2 separate regions of the Homo sapiens genome follow, and region 1 is linked to region 2. Evidence: chromatin contacts called from ENCODE Hi-C or POLR2A ChIA-PET data. All regions are on one chromosome and are shown on one strand. Each heading gives the region's core, a stretch centred on a gene start or an enhancer-like site at or near the end of the contact. The rest is flanking DNA. Distances are from core to core; before and after follow the strand shown. Region 1 has its middle 140 kb from the start of SLCO3A1. Region 2 overlaps SLCO3A1 (solute carrier organic anion transporter family member 3A1).

Region 1 (7,540 bases), core at 143-2,642, 390 kb before region 2:
TACACAACAATAATTAATATAACTCAAAGCAGACAGAGGAAGGGACTAGTTGGAGGCCTCGCTCTGAACAGCCAAAGCTTAGCATTTGCAGAAGTATCAGTAACAACAGTTCTGTGTCTAAGCCTTTGCAATTGGTTTTTGTGCGATGAGCCATGTGGAGTAGGAAGTGCAGTTCTTGGGGGAATGAAAGTATCTCTGTCGTGGGCCATCTCTAGACACTGGTGACTGCACAGCTGCTGCATAAGCAGCTTCTTCTGATGGCTCCCCATCACCTCCAGGATAAATGTCAAATGCCTCAAAGAACGTGTAAGATTCTTTTATGACCTGGCCTCCTCTTATCTTCAGAGACCTCTCTGTAGCCCCCCCTATTGTTAATCCTCTTTCACACCATAGAGTTCTCCTTGCCTGGAATGTTCTCGCTGTTCTACCTAGCAAGCTACTGCTTGTTCTTCAGAAGCTACCACAGATGTGCCATTTTATCTGCAGATTGCCCACTCTTTAACTACTTCAAGCCCCCTAACCCACCCTTGGGCAGAGTTATGGCTCCTCCAAGTACTGTCTTGGCTGTGTTGCTGCCTCCTCTATTAAATTATGACCTCTTGTAGGCAGGAACTATACCTCCTTCACTGCTACATCCTGTAGCATTTAACCAAGGAGCCTGGCCCTCCCCTGGAAAGGTAAGCAGTAGATCATAGCTATTGAGATTCAGCTGCTAAGATACTTTTCTAGAGGACAAAAGATTTTCTCTACTGAGGCAGATACTGTTATCAGAAAAGGTGACCTACTAGGGTTTTGTTGATAGTCACTGGATGCCAAGGCAGAGATATGGAGTTCTCACTTCTTTTTAGAAAGGAGGTCAGCTGAGAATAAGAGAAGATTCTGAAACTTAAAATATACCTAAAAATCTCAAACATATAAGATGACTAAATTCCTATCTAATGAAAAAATAGCTTAACAGCACCCTATGTTAAATGGGCCACTTAAATAGATGCTGACAAGAAATGTGCTTATCAAGGCTTTCACTTGGTTTCAGATCCTTCTCTTTCAAATATCTATTTTATTCTTTTTCCAGAATTCTGACTCATTTCCCAAACACTGCTCCTTAAGCTTTCAACCCTTAAAAAAGCTGAAGCAATGTTTTTTTCCTTCCTAAATTGACATTAGAGTAGTCAAAGCAACGTTTTGGCAAGAAAGCATTGGGGCCATCTCTTCTTTCAGTTTCGGATTTGGCAGAAGGAAGTGCTGTCTCTCCTTGAGCTTCAGGCTCTTGCCCTTATCTAGGCTTAATCATCTCCCACTTCAAGGGGCAGCCTTACACCATATCCAGAAGTGTCAATTCTCTGAGCTCTCTGAAAGTCACACATCCACTTGGTGTTTGAATAGGCACTACCAACAGAGGGCGCCAGACGGAGACTGTGCGGCTGCAAGAGAGATGAGTAACTTGCTCCTTTGTTTCCTTCCAGCTTGTGACAGTCTCCTTCACCTTGCTATCTTCCCCTCCGCAGCAGCGGTTTCTTCCTGTGGCAACAGCTGAAACTAGTTTTTTCACTATTTGCAAAAAGCAGCTGATTGCTCTCTTCCAGCCCCATAGAGCCCAGCTGCAACCAAGCAACAAGGCCCCTGAAGGATCTGAGTTTCAATTCACAGGATTCCTCCTCGGAGTTTCTACGTTTAAAAAAACTTAAGATCTTCCCTTTGTTCCTCCAACCCTGGAGGAGGTTGCCACTTCTGCTGTTCTGACACCTTGAAACCTTTGTCTTTTTTTTTTACCCTCACTTAACTAGATAACTATTTCATACCCAGATAATAATTCTTTTATTTTTATTCTTTAAGTTCTGGGGTACATGTGCAGAACGTGCAGGTTTGCTACATAGGTATACACATGCCATGGTGTTTTGCTGCACCCATCAACCCGTCACCTACATTAGGTATTTCTCCTAATGCTATTCCTCCCCTAGCTCCCCACCCCTTGACAGGCCCCGGTGTATGATATTCCCCTCCCTGTGTCCGTGTGTTATCATTGTTCAACTCCCACTTATAAGTGAGAACGTGCAGTGTTTGGTTTTCTGTTCCTGTGTTAGTTTGCTGAGAATGATGGTTTCCAGCTTTATCCATGTCCCTGCAAAGGACATGAACTCATCCTTTTTTAGGGCTGCATAGTATTCCATGGTGTATGTTCCAAATCGTGAGTGAACTCCCATTCACAATTGCTACAAAGAGAATAAAATACCTAGGAATACAATTTACAAGGGATCTGAAGGACCTCTTCGAGGGGAACTACAAACCAGTACCCAGGAAATAAGAGAGGACACAAACAAATGGAAAAACATTCCATGCTCATGGATAGGAAGAATCAATATCGTGAAAATGGCCATACTGCCCAAAGTAATTTACAGATTCAATGTTACCCCCTTCAAGCTACCATTGACTTTTTTCACAGAATTAGATATAATTCTTGATGTTAAATTCTCTCTGTTAAAATAACTGGTGTGCTTTTTGTCTCCTTATTATACGCTGACTGACACAGGTTGAAGTCTGAAAATATTTCAGCTGCCTGTTGTCTCCACTATAGGGCTTCATAGGGTACCAATGTCCTTGTTAGGATGCTCTGACTGGCAGGACCCCTGGGCTTTCCTGCAGAGCCCTGCATCACTCCTCTTGTAGTGTTTTCATACTCCTCACCCAGTGTCTTAGCTCAAACTGCTACAGAAATATATCATGGCCTGGATGATTTAAACAACAGAAATGTATTTCTCACACTTCTGGAGGCTGGTACTACAAGATTTGGTTTCTTGAGAGGTGAGAGCTCACTTCCTCAAGACTTCCTTACTGTATCCTCACATGGTAGAGAGAAAAAGAGCCAGCAAACTCTCTTTTATCTCTTCTTATAAGAACACTGATTCCATCATGGAGTTTCCACCCTTATGACCCCATCTAAACCTAATTATCTCCCAAAGGCCCCATTTCCAAACAGCATCGCACTGAGAGTTGGGGCTTCAACATAGGGGGTGGTGCATAATTCAGCCCATAGCACTCAGTCACCACTCAGCCCCGATTCTGCCTCTGGAAGTTCCATGCTCAAGTACCCAACACCTGCCCTTGTATCATAGTTCACAGCCTAGGCTTCTGCTCTGGTCTTCCTCAAGATTTTCCAAACCCCTAAGCCTATGTTAACTATATTAACAACTGGTTCTCGTAGGGGGAAAAGTTCTGTTTTGAAGCTTTTCCAAATTTCTGTGGTGTGTTAATACTCCTACCTTGGTCAATTTCACTGAAGACAGAATTGGGTAGAGATGCGCAGTAGCAGTATAATATATTTATATATTGTAAGATATATTCATTACATACGTTATATATTAGTTATATATATTATATATTAGTTATATATAATATATATTAGTTTTGCCTTATAGTTAAAATAGACGTACGGAATCTCAAGAGCACAGATAATGGAAAAATATAGTAAAATAACTAAAAATGGTGAGTTTTGAGTATTTTTCTCTATTTTTACTAATTTATTTAATTGCATGTTTATTTACTTTGAGTTTTAATGGTTTTGTTTAACAACCAGATCACAGAATTTATAAAAAATAACAACTGGCTCTTACCAGCCAATAAAAGCAAGTTCACCTAGACCACTGGTCAGAGCTGCACCCACAAAGTGTCCCCATTCCCTTGTGTATCTGTGGAACTCTGGGTCTACACAGAGCAAACACAATGTGAAAAACACATCCCTGGGGTCCAGTGAATCCAGGTTATTATTCTACTTCATCCCGTCACCACAGCCACACATCTCAGAAGTCAGTCAGTGATCTCAGGGAGCAGCCGTAAGGTATCCAATTGCAGATGCTCCAGAACTCCAGGAATACCAGCCTCTTGCTATTAGAAGGTGATACAGGGCATCCCTTCTTGCTTTGCCCAGAAGTACCTGCGTTTTCCTTTTGTGAAAAGTCATCAGCTGACTTGAGCAAGAAAATAGAGCAGAAGACAAATTAAAGAGAGGTAGGAGCAGGGGACGATTTAAAGTGGTGGAATTTTCTACTCTTGGCAGAGCAGAAGCCCAGGCTGGGAACTATAGTGTAAGGGTGGGTCCTGGGGACTTGAGCATGGAACTTCCACAGGCAGAATGGGGGCTGGAGGGGTGACTGGGTGCTTTGGGCTGAACTGTGCCCATCTGCCCCAAATTCATATGGAATTTGAACCCCTCAGTGCAATGGAACTTGGAAATTGGGCCTTTGGGAGGTAAGTAGGTTTAGATGACATCAAGGGTAGAAGCTCCATGATGGGTCCTAGACATTGGTCAACCTTGAAGAAGACCTACCAACTTTTTTACTGCAGAACTGTACATTTCCCACAAATCTTGCAAAGATCAACTTATCTTTTCAGCAAAGCGTGGTCTCCCAAACTCCCCTGAGGTCTTGACCCTCTCAGGGACTCAAAACCAGGAATCGGAGTTCAGGTTCAAGTGCATTTCTCTCCTCAGGACCCACTAATATCTCTATCGCCCTCACTTACCATTCCTCGTTCCAATCCTTTCCACTTAATAGTTCAGAGGCACCTGCATTTCCCTTAAGGCTGGGAATTTTGGAAATGAAAGCAAAGCAAACTTTCTGCCTGCCTTCCCCGAATCAATAGACAGACCTTACCTGTTGAAGAGCAAAGGAGGGAAACTCAAAGAACAAAGGCAGTTAATATTTGTGATGGTTTCTATAAATCTCAAATATTATAAATATTAACTCTTATGATTGTAATGTGAAATCTTGTTGAAATTATTGGTGCACTTATAATGAAAGCCTTTGCATTGGGCTCCCCACTACATCAAATGTCTTACCTGAAATATTTACATATACTTGTTCTATCTCAGGGATCTCTAAGGTCAAAATCAAAGTGGCTTGATTAAAATCATCAGAGGCGTTTGAACCAGAGTGACTCCATCTTAAACGGGGCCTGGGTAAAATGAGGCTGAGACCTGCTGGGCTGCATTCTTAGGAGGTTAGACATTCTTAGTCACAGGATGGGATAGGAGGTCAGCACAAGATACAGGTCACAAACACCCCGCTGATAAAACAGGATGCAGTAAAGAAGCCAGTCAAAACCCACAAAAACCAAGATGATGATGAAAGTGACCTCTGTTGGTCCTCACTGTTCATTATATGCTAATTACAATGCATCAGCATGCTAAAAGACACTCCCACCAGGGCCATTACAGCTTACAAATGCCATGGCACTGTCTGGAAGTGACCCTATATGGTCTAAAAAAGGGAGGAACCTTCAGTTCTGGAAACTCCTCACCCCTTTCTCTGAAAACTTATGAATAATCTACTCCTTGTTTAGCATATAATCAAGAAATAATCATAAGTGTACTCAGTCAAGCAGTCTTTGCCACTCCTCTGCCTATGGAGTAGCCATTCTTTTACCTCTTCTCTAATAAACTTGCTTTCACTATATTCTGTGGACTTGATCTGAATTCTTTCTTGCATAAGATCCAAGAACCTTCTCCTGGGGTCTAGATTGGGACCGCTTTTCAGTAACAAAATCACAAAATGGAAAAATGTTGGCCAGACTTAATACTTGAATAATAAGGTGTCAAGTTATAACCTTGAATTAATTCCAGAAACAAATTAGTTCCCGACAGTCATTTAAAATGTCAAATTTGTCTTGCTAATTTGCAGACAAATTAGCAAGTCAGTTCAGGTCTGTTAACAGTTAACATTTTTAAATATTTGCCACATGCTTAGCACTGGACTAAGTGCCAGTTACCCAGAGAAGCAGTCACTATTTTACACCCATTTTACAGATGAGTATATGAAGGCACCTAATTTAACTTGCTGAGGGTCACAGTTAGTAACGGCAGAGATGGGAATTGAACCCATCCAGTCTGGGTTTACAGCCTCTTCACTTAACCGTTGTGCAACACTGACTCCTTTAGTCTACGCCACTTAACCCTGACTGCCAAGAATTTTCTAGAGTCTGAAAGCTTCAATAAAAAAAGCTTGAGACTCTCCCTGCCTCTACTCTCTTTTCCCCTCTCCATACCTGTTTTTACTCCTGAGTTCACACAGCCTATTTGATTTTGAAGGTTCAGTCTTCAACTCAGAAAACAATGAAAGTGCTGCCATCTACTTAATGACCCCTTCAAATCTCTTGTGACCCACGATCTCACACATGAAAGAGTCTATGCCGGATGCTTGAGTTTTCCCAAAATAATACCAAGGGCTAATGTCCATGGGGTGCCTCCCATGTCCTCGGATGTGTCATATTTTCAACATATGGTAGTCAGTAGCATCATTTACCACATTACCAACTTTCACTCTCACAACTACACTGAGATATAGGTGTCATTATCGTCACATTTACCCACGAGGAAACTGAGGCTCAGTAAAGCTTAATTGCCCTGTAAATGTCTCACAGCTAGTAAATGATGCAGCTGAGATTTGAACTCTTGATGATGCCAGGCTCTGCCATAGCCAGCTCCTCACTGTAGTGCTCGGCCTCTTGGAGTAATGATGGAGAGAGTCCCCAGGCACACATTGCGTGAATTACACTTAACTACTGGAGAGCCTTATTATGCGTTTTCATCTTCTTAGTGCTTTCTAATTAAAAAGGAGGGGAGTGGTGATCTTTTTGCTCTCTAAGTTCTGTTTCCTCTGAGTGGAAAGCAGAGGGCCCCCTGTGACAGACTTTGCGGAATAGACCTCATTGTATCGAATCAGCTGTTTAAGTGCAGAGTTTTCCTCTGTCCCTTTTTACTGGAGAAAGTTAATTAACATCATAGCCACTAACCACTTACCTATGCTTAGTCTTGATTATGAAGAATATGGGAATGTAGTTAGTCGCCTGAAAGTCTAAAAGTGTGCTCCTATTGTAAAAGGCTTTAATTAATAGGAGTAATAACAATATTAATAATATAATACTCCTTAACATCAACTGGGTGCTTGCAAAGAGCCAGGTACTCTGCTAAGTGTTTTTTTTTATTTAATCCTCCCAAGAACTTTAATTTGAAGCAGACACTATTATTTTTCTCTTTATATGGACCATAAAGAGTCCAAAGTGAAGGTTACTGTGAAAATGAGAGATCTGAGACAAAAACCCAGGGTGCACAACTTGAGGGCCGGCAATGAGCCTCGATGTTGCCATAGCATCCGTGTCTGAGGCAATAGGGATAATAAATCATTTCCTTTTCTATTGTGCCAAAATACTCCTTTACTCATGCAGAACTCAAAGTCACGAACTCTAAGAAATTGAAAAAAGACACGGCCATAAACTGAAGTTACTGACCATTTGACTGTAACTAAGGAGACCTTTTCCAGACCCTTGAGTTTGGGTAAATGGTAGCTAAGCCCAAAGCAAGTCACATTCATCTTCCCAGCAGGTGCCCCTCTGACTGAGACTTAGGCAAGGCAAGGGTTGGTGGCCTTGAGCGGCCGAGTGCAAAGCTGGCTGAGTGGTACAAATGATCAGCTCTTCCAGATAAGGCTGGTCCTGCACGGTACAGATCCTCCAGGACCGATGCTCAGGTGGGGTGGGAGGTGGAAATTAG
Region 2 (7,192 bases), core at 1,293-3,792:
TGAACTGAGTGAGAGCACACCCATCACCAAGGGGGCGGTGCTGAGCCATTCATAAGGGGTCTGCCCCCATGATCTAATACCTCCCACTAGGCCCCACCTCCAATATTATGGATTACACTTCAACATGAGATTTGGAGGGGACAAACATGCAAACTATATTACGCGGCTTCCTTTGCCCGGTATTTAAAAACCATTTGCCTTCCTCTGTGTAGTTTAAGTTGTTTTTCCCCACCTCAAGTCAATGAATGAGTTCGGAGGAGGGAAAGCTTCAAGTCAGCGAGGCTAGGATTTTTACTGGTTGGTTCAATGCTGAATCCCCAACCCTGAGAATAGTACTTGGCACATAGAAGGAGCTCAGTAAAACTTGACTGAATGGATGAATATGTGATTGGTTCCACAATGACATCACCGAGAGAATTTAGGGTGAGTTGGTCTACGCCTATGAACAGACTAGGCTGGAGAGCTACCCTCCACTGGGCTTAGGTTCCCAGCAAGTGACATTCATCTCTCACCCTGCTCTCCAGGTGCCCGTGTGGCCTGTTAGCACCCAACCTTGGAGCTGCCTGGCCTGGAATTACCCATGCACTGACTGTCCTCATCAGATGGCCAGCTTCTAAAGGGAAGGGCCACTTTCTGGACTCTTATTTTTGCCTCCAGGGCCTGGAGAACTGTCAGTGCTCAAGAAATGTCTACCAAATTGAAATTTAAATAGATACAGCCTGTGGGTTTGAATTTGGGATCAGTACTTTTCCCAGAATGTCCTAAAATTTCTGTGTAAAATACCAGGTATTGTATCGATCAGATACTTAAGCACTGCCCAGAGCCTGCCATTTTCTCAAGTGCTACAGAATCACTTAATTCCTGAACAGCTGTTACAAGCAGCCACAACAACAGTGGAAACAGATAATGACTTCAAAACGTGGACAGAAATTGAAGAATTGAAATTAATAAATGTGTAATTAAATGTTAGATATTTACCATCGTGTGAACTTTGTTATTTGCTGAATTTCGGAGTCTTGAACGTTTTATTATATTTGAAAATAATTTGTGGCATAGATTATCCTCACTTCACAAAAAATTCTTGAGTTTGCACAGTGGGTGTCAAGGGATCTTAGCCAACCATAAATTAAATAAGTTACATAAAAGTAAGTAAATGTAAAAGCAAAATTATAAAAGCCTTTTCAAAAGTGTGGATGGCAGAAAAAATATTTAATGATAGATGCGGATGTATTTTAATATGTTTGATGTGGGGTGAAGTCCTCTAAAAGTAAGGGACACAAATTTCAAAGCAACCTACCTGAAATACTATAGAATTGTAGCATAATATACAGTGCTTTCATAGAGTTTCCAAAAATTAGAAATTCAGCCTTTCCCCTCTAGGATTTTTAGATGAATTCCTAATGTCATCTCATCTCATCAATGTAAAATAATCTCCTTGACCTTTGGTGATTTTGCTCATCGAATAGCTTCTGTTTTGTAATCTATTTTTTTCTTCATCTTCCTTCAGGAATCCTGTTCACGATGCTGGTATTTGGACCAGCCTGCGGGTTTATCCTGGGCTCTTTCTGTACCAAAATCTACGTGGATGCGGTCTTCATTGACACAAGTAAGGAATATATCTCCATGTCTACCTTCCATCCGCAAGCGTTTCCTCCCTCATAAATGCGGCTTCAGCCTGTGGGTTCTAAAACCTTCTTGCTAAGAGACAGTCTTGATGCCCCTGCCTCTGTAGCTGGGGCTCACCCGAGATTAGATGAAAGAACGTGAGTGTTGGTTCAGAGGGCCTGACTCAAGTCTGGGTTCTGCCAACATCTACCTAGAGGCTGAATAACCCCCAATAGCTGATTTTACTCCTCAAATCTGTATTTTCCTTATCTGTAAATAAAGGGTAACAATAATTACATCGGCCTGGCAGATAAGAATTTAATGAGAGTGTCTGTGTAGAAATGCTTGGCATATCCTCATTGAGTGGGGGCCCATTAACCTATATGAGGATCCTACTTTCCAAACTAAAAGTTGGAGCATGTGTTCTGGAGGTGCAAGTGTACAAACGGGGTCAATGAGACAGAATATTGGAACATCCTTTTAGAAGACACTGTTGTGGTGGCCTTTGTGAGGAAATATCCACATTCAAAACCATTTTAAGCAGAACCTGTGTTCTTAGCAGGAAGTGCAAGTGCATTTCTCAGAATACCCTGAGTTCCCCAATCCATGATTGTGGGATTGAATGGGATGCTAGATCGATGGGCTAGACTATTCTGTGGTGACAGACAGTCCCAAAACCTCAGTGATTTTATACAACTAAGGTTTATTTCTTGGTCACACTACATATGCAGTGTAGGTCAGCAGTGTCAGGGTCAGGGAGACTTGGCTCATCGTGGTGACCTGTAGATCTACTCTCAGGATCGATAAGCATTCTCAGCCCCCCAGGCCCAGGCCCACAGAAGTTCCATCCTGACCCCAGCTTGCACAGTTACCAAGACAGGAAACCAGTTTTACTCTGGCCCTTGAAACCTCTACTCAGAAATGACATACAGTGTTTCCCCTCATATTTCATTAACCAAAGCAAGTCACGTGGTGTATTGGTTTCCTGTTGCTGCATAAGAAATAACCCCAAACCTAATGACCTAAAACAGCAGACATTTCTTATCATACTGTTTTTCGTATTTTTTTCTGTGGGTCTGGAATACAGGAGCAGCTTCACTGGGCAGTTCTAGCTCAGGGTCTCTTATGAGGCTGCAGTCAAGGTGTTGCAAGGTGGCAACCTGGTCTTGGATCATCCCAAGGCTCAGCTTGGGGAGGATCCACTTCCAAGCTCACTGCCATGGGCCCACAGGAGGGGACTACCTCACCGTGACACCCCTGAAGCAAACAACCCAAGAGAAGGTGAGAGAGAGCACCTGAGGCAGGAGTCACAGTCTTTTTATAACCTAATCTCAGAAGTGACATCTCATTACTTCTGCTGTATTTCGTTTGTTAGAAGCTAGTCACTTGTTCAGGTTTACTATGGAAAGAGAAGGGATTATTACACAAGGACCAGAATACCAGGCAGCAGGGACTTTAGGGGACCGTCTGGGTCATTGCCTACCATGTGCTGTCACATCTCTACCTTGTGTCTGAAAAGGAACACTATATTTCCATGTAGTTTAGCATGCAGCAAAGCCATATTTCCTTTCTCTCTGAAAACAGAGGGTGAGAAGCCATTCCAGCCTCTGCTTCTCATGCCGATCTATCCTCAGGATCAGTAAGAATTCTCAGTCCCCAGGTTCTCAATCCATCATCTCTTGACAATGCTAAATTTACTAATTCACCCCAAAGAAATAATGTGGTTTTAAATCCAAGTCGCTTTGTGATTCACTCCATTAATCCTACTGATATATTTACTTGTAGCTAATGATGTTACAAATTTCCAAGTGGAAAAAAAAAATCAGAGGCAGCCCTATTTATTTATACTTTTAAAGTGCTGAGTCTGTTCCGAAGGTGATTGAGTGCTGGTGTTTTGCAGCCGTCGGCTGGCCCTTTGAACCCGTTTCCTAGGGAGTGTGGTAACAGGTAGGCTGGGAAGACACAGGACACATGAAGTGAGTCAGTTTCCATCTTGCTCGTATAGACAGGCCAGCTTCCACCACTGCACCCAAGGCAGCACAAGACAGGGCCAGCAGAGGGGATAGAGAGGAGGCATACTCCTGATGCAATGGGGAAGCCACCTTGAAGGGTAGCAAAGTGGCCAGATAGCATATTTTGCCCTCAGTGCTATCAGTGGTGGCCTTGAACCAAAAGCCTGCGAATGACCAGAATATCTGAGCTGGAAAGAGCCTCAGACATCATTCCTTTCCAACTCTTTCATTTTACAAATGAGGAAACCAAGTCACAGAGAGGGGAAGGGATGTCCCCAATCCAAGGAATGTATCTCTATAAAACCCCGATCTCCTGAGCCTGCCTGTGGAGATTTCACTCACCAAACTCTCTTAGGAGAATGAAACAGCACCTTTTCTCAGTGCCTGAAATGACCAGCGGGTAGACAGATGGCTGGAGGGGGCTTAGCCCATCCACTCCCAGTTCCCTCCATTTGCTGAGACTGTTCCTTCAGCCTGGAATGCTGTTCCCATCTTACTGTGTTCGGCATCTCTGTTTGCCCGTTAAGGCCCAGGGTGGAGCGGTGTGATCCATGGTTCCAGGCTCATTGGCTACTTGGTGCCTGCATGGATGTAAGGCAGGTGGGCTCCTTTCAGTCCCGTGTGGGCATCTCGCTGATGACAGGCTTCCCCACCAAGTTGATAGCGGACTTCCCTTTCTGTTTCCAAAGAATGCAAGGTGCATTGTCAGTCACGGTCTTTGTTTGCGTCCTTCCCGGAGGCACCGTGAGGCACCGTGTGGCACAGCTCTTTACCGGTAGAGGGCAGAAGAATATCATTTATCCTATTTAGGGAGTCAGCCATAGAATTCTATAGTTGCCAGCAGTTTTTATTGTTTCTAGTCTTGTGAAACTTGCCGCCTGCAGGTGGATTTGGGCTGTATTTGAGGAGGGGATTCTTAATTGCTTTAGGGCCTCCCCTATCTTTTCCTTGCTTTCCTAAAACAGTGCTCTTCTGTAGGGCTGTCCAATGTATGGGAACATTACTGTAGGCATTAATAGGCAAGGGCCACACACGTGGACACATGTTTCTGAAGTCCCCACTGAGATTGGGGTCCAGGAAAAGCAGCAGCCTAAAATTTGTGGGGAAGGAGCAAGGCAGGTCCACAGAGGGCCCTCGTTATGGGGTAGATGGAGGAGAGAAGGCGGCGTCCACCACATAGCCTGGTGCCAGCATTGAGAGGAGAATCCAGTGAGGAAGCCTGGTTGAAACTTGTGAGTAGATGCAGCTGGGGTGCCAAGGAGGGCTGGTTGTAGACATGGGCCAGTTCTGGGGTGACAGCCCCCACGGGGCACCTTGCCTGGAGGTCCCAGCTGGCTCCACTTGGACATGGGCTGCTCCCGCTGCTGCCTTTCATCCATGTTTGATCGCTACGTGGTTCCCTTTGCTCCTCAGCTCAGGGAGAATAAATCCCTCCCCTGAGAGCTGGGGGAGGAAATGATGGTGCCTCCAGAATTTCTTTTTTAGGTTCTTTGTTAACTGAAACCCAGGTGAGAACAGGACCTTGAAAAAACGGACTTAGTAGCAGAGTACATATCTAATCACTGCCTTGGCCAACCTTAACTATGTGGGTTTATTACAAAAAGATTAGTAGTAACAGCAGCCATGAATTGGTCACTTCTTAAAGCTATACATAGATTGCCTCATTGGAGCCTCAGCACATTCTCATGGGAGTGTAGATCCTACTGTTAGGTGAGGCATTATCATGCAGTGGTTAAGAATTCAAGCACTGGAATCAGACTCCATTTGAATCCTGACTACACCCCCTTATGAGTTCTGTGATCCTGGGGACATCGCACACACATCCTGAGTCTGTGTGTGGATGGCATGAGTTACTCATGCAAAGCATTTAGCACAGTGCCTGGCATATAGTAAGCACACAATAAATACTTATAATAAGAAATCCGAGAGAGGTTAACAGTTTCCACAGCTAGGGATAGAGCAGGGATTCATCCCCAGGCCTGTCTGACCTCAAAGCCCCACTCTTAACAGAACAGCTGGCTTCCCTGAAACATCTCCAGGAATTTAGCCAGAAGGCGGCTCCCTTCCATGGACAAAGGCCTTGCTGAGATGGCCTAGCCTCACCAGCACATCCATGCAGACTTGTCCTGAGGCACACACCAGCCGGCCTCGCAGAAGGCTGCATGGCGTTTGCAGCTGGAACAAGATGTGGCCATCTGTTTGCTTCACAAAAAAGGTCAACAGACTGAGAGCCTCCTGCTCTGCCATCCTGAGGGCTGGCTGCTACTGCTAGATTCCTTCATTTTGGGCTAATTAGCCCAATGGCTGCGATTCTAGATGTTCAATGCCACCCTCCAGCCTTAGTCCCTTCCTGTCTCCAGTTTCTAATTAGGTTTGTAACTTAATGATACTCTTGGAATTCTTGAGTCCCATAGCAAAAGTTTGGCAACATAGGTTAAACAAATGGGTAAATGAACTACAAAAAAAAAAAAGTCCATATGGCACAGGAAAAAGAAGTAAATGTCCCCAACTTGCTTTGATCTCCTCTTCTCACAATCTCAAGTATCCTCATGAGCGTGTGGGTGGGTTGGTTGGTTAGTTTTAAACTGGTTTAACTGTATTTCCAGTGACTTTTCATTTGATCTTGGAAATGGGTGGAAATCTCCATGAGCCTCCTAGTTCAGTTAACCTTTGACAGAGAGAGCAAACAGCTGTCAACAGCTCTCAATTCACCCAACACAAGCAAGAAATAAGAACAACCCAGAAGTCAGATACAAAGAGTGGAAGGGTTAGAAAAATTGATCTTGTAAGGCCAGGCATAGTGGCTCTCACCTGTAATCCCAGCATTTTGGGAGGCCGAGGCAGGTGGATCACCTGAGGTCAGGAGTTTGAGATCAGACCAGCCAATATGGTGAAACCCTGTCTCTACTAAAAATACAAAAAAAAATTAGCCGGGCGTGTTGGTAGGCACCTGTAATCTCAGCTACTTGGGAGGCTGACGCAGGAGAATTGCTTGAACCCAGGAGGTGGAGGTTGCAGTGAGCTGAGATCTCACCACTGCACTACAGCCTGGGCAATAGAGTGAAACTCCATCTCAAAAAAAAAAAACAAAAAACAAAAAAACGGAAAATGGATCTAGAAAAGGAGAAACACCTTCTATGCCTGTTGACACCTATGTCAAGACAAGTCCAAGCTGTGCCTGGCTTCATGACAGATATTTCATGGTACACCCAGTGTATGGCTCTTTGCTCTACTCTGCAACCCTTTTCTCCTGTCCCCTTTACCAGACTTCCCTCCGAATGAAATGGCATCTGTTCTCATCATCTGGAATGACCACGGGGTAGATTAGTGGCTTGATGAGGGAGTTGAGCCTATTTACTTAGAGTCCCCAGAATGTGCCACACCTTGACTCAGCCTGTTCCCTCAGCCTGGGATACTGTCTCTACCTCATTTTATTCAACATCTTTCTTCATCCATGTGTCTAGTTTTGTTGGCAATTGAATGCATCTAAGTAAATGAGACAGATTGGTGCTTTCAGTTTTGTTCTGGGCATCTTACTGAAAGCAGCCCTTGCCAGAAGGCTGAAACTGCAGCCA

The links. Hi-C counts contacts between places; a loop is a spot of excess contacts on that map. ChIA-PET counts read pairs that join two places held with the same protein, here RNA polymerase II (POLR2A). Pooled maps may share reads with other maps.
Region 1: a loop to region 2 is called in a pooled map, with 5 times the contacts of the local background. The contact joins two enhancer-like sites. A Hi-C loop is called at or near these places in 59 of 168 maps with a recorded cell type or tissue (CD4-positive, alpha-beta T cell, CD4-positive, alpha-beta memory T cell, CD8-positive, alpha-beta T cell and 31 more), 16 of 37 single-sample maps with no recorded cell type and 36 of 50 pooled maps. POLR2A ChIA-PET finds 5 or more read pairs at or near these places in 2 of 52 experiments (both activated T-cell).

What each region holds. Positions count from the first base shown.
Region 1 is chr15:91,705,224-91,712,763 of GRCh38, forward strand. It overlaps the pseudogene TRY-GTA12-1. Among named protein-coding and RNA genes, the nearest start is that of SLCO3A1, 140 kb to the right of the region's middle. RefSeq lists a silencer at 7,227-7,461. Within about 2 kb of position 1,393, at least 10 of the 41 ENCODE cell types and tissues checked have a DNase peak (open chromatin) inside an H3K27ac peak, as active enhancers do; they include CD8-positive, alpha-beta T cell, where a contact is called at or near this core.
Region 2 is chr15:92,093,374-92,100,565 of GRCh38, forward strand. SLCO3A1 (solute carrier organic anion transporter family member 3A1) reads left to right here. Exons shown (of 10, transcript NM_013272.4): 3 at 1,508-1,606. Among named protein-coding and RNA genes, the nearest start is that of SLCO3A1, 240 kb to the left of the region's middle. Within about 2 kb of position 2,543, at least 3 of the 41 ENCODE cell types and tissues checked have a DNase peak (open chromatin) inside an H3K27ac peak, as active enhancers do; they include CD8-positive, alpha-beta T cell, where a contact is called at or near this core.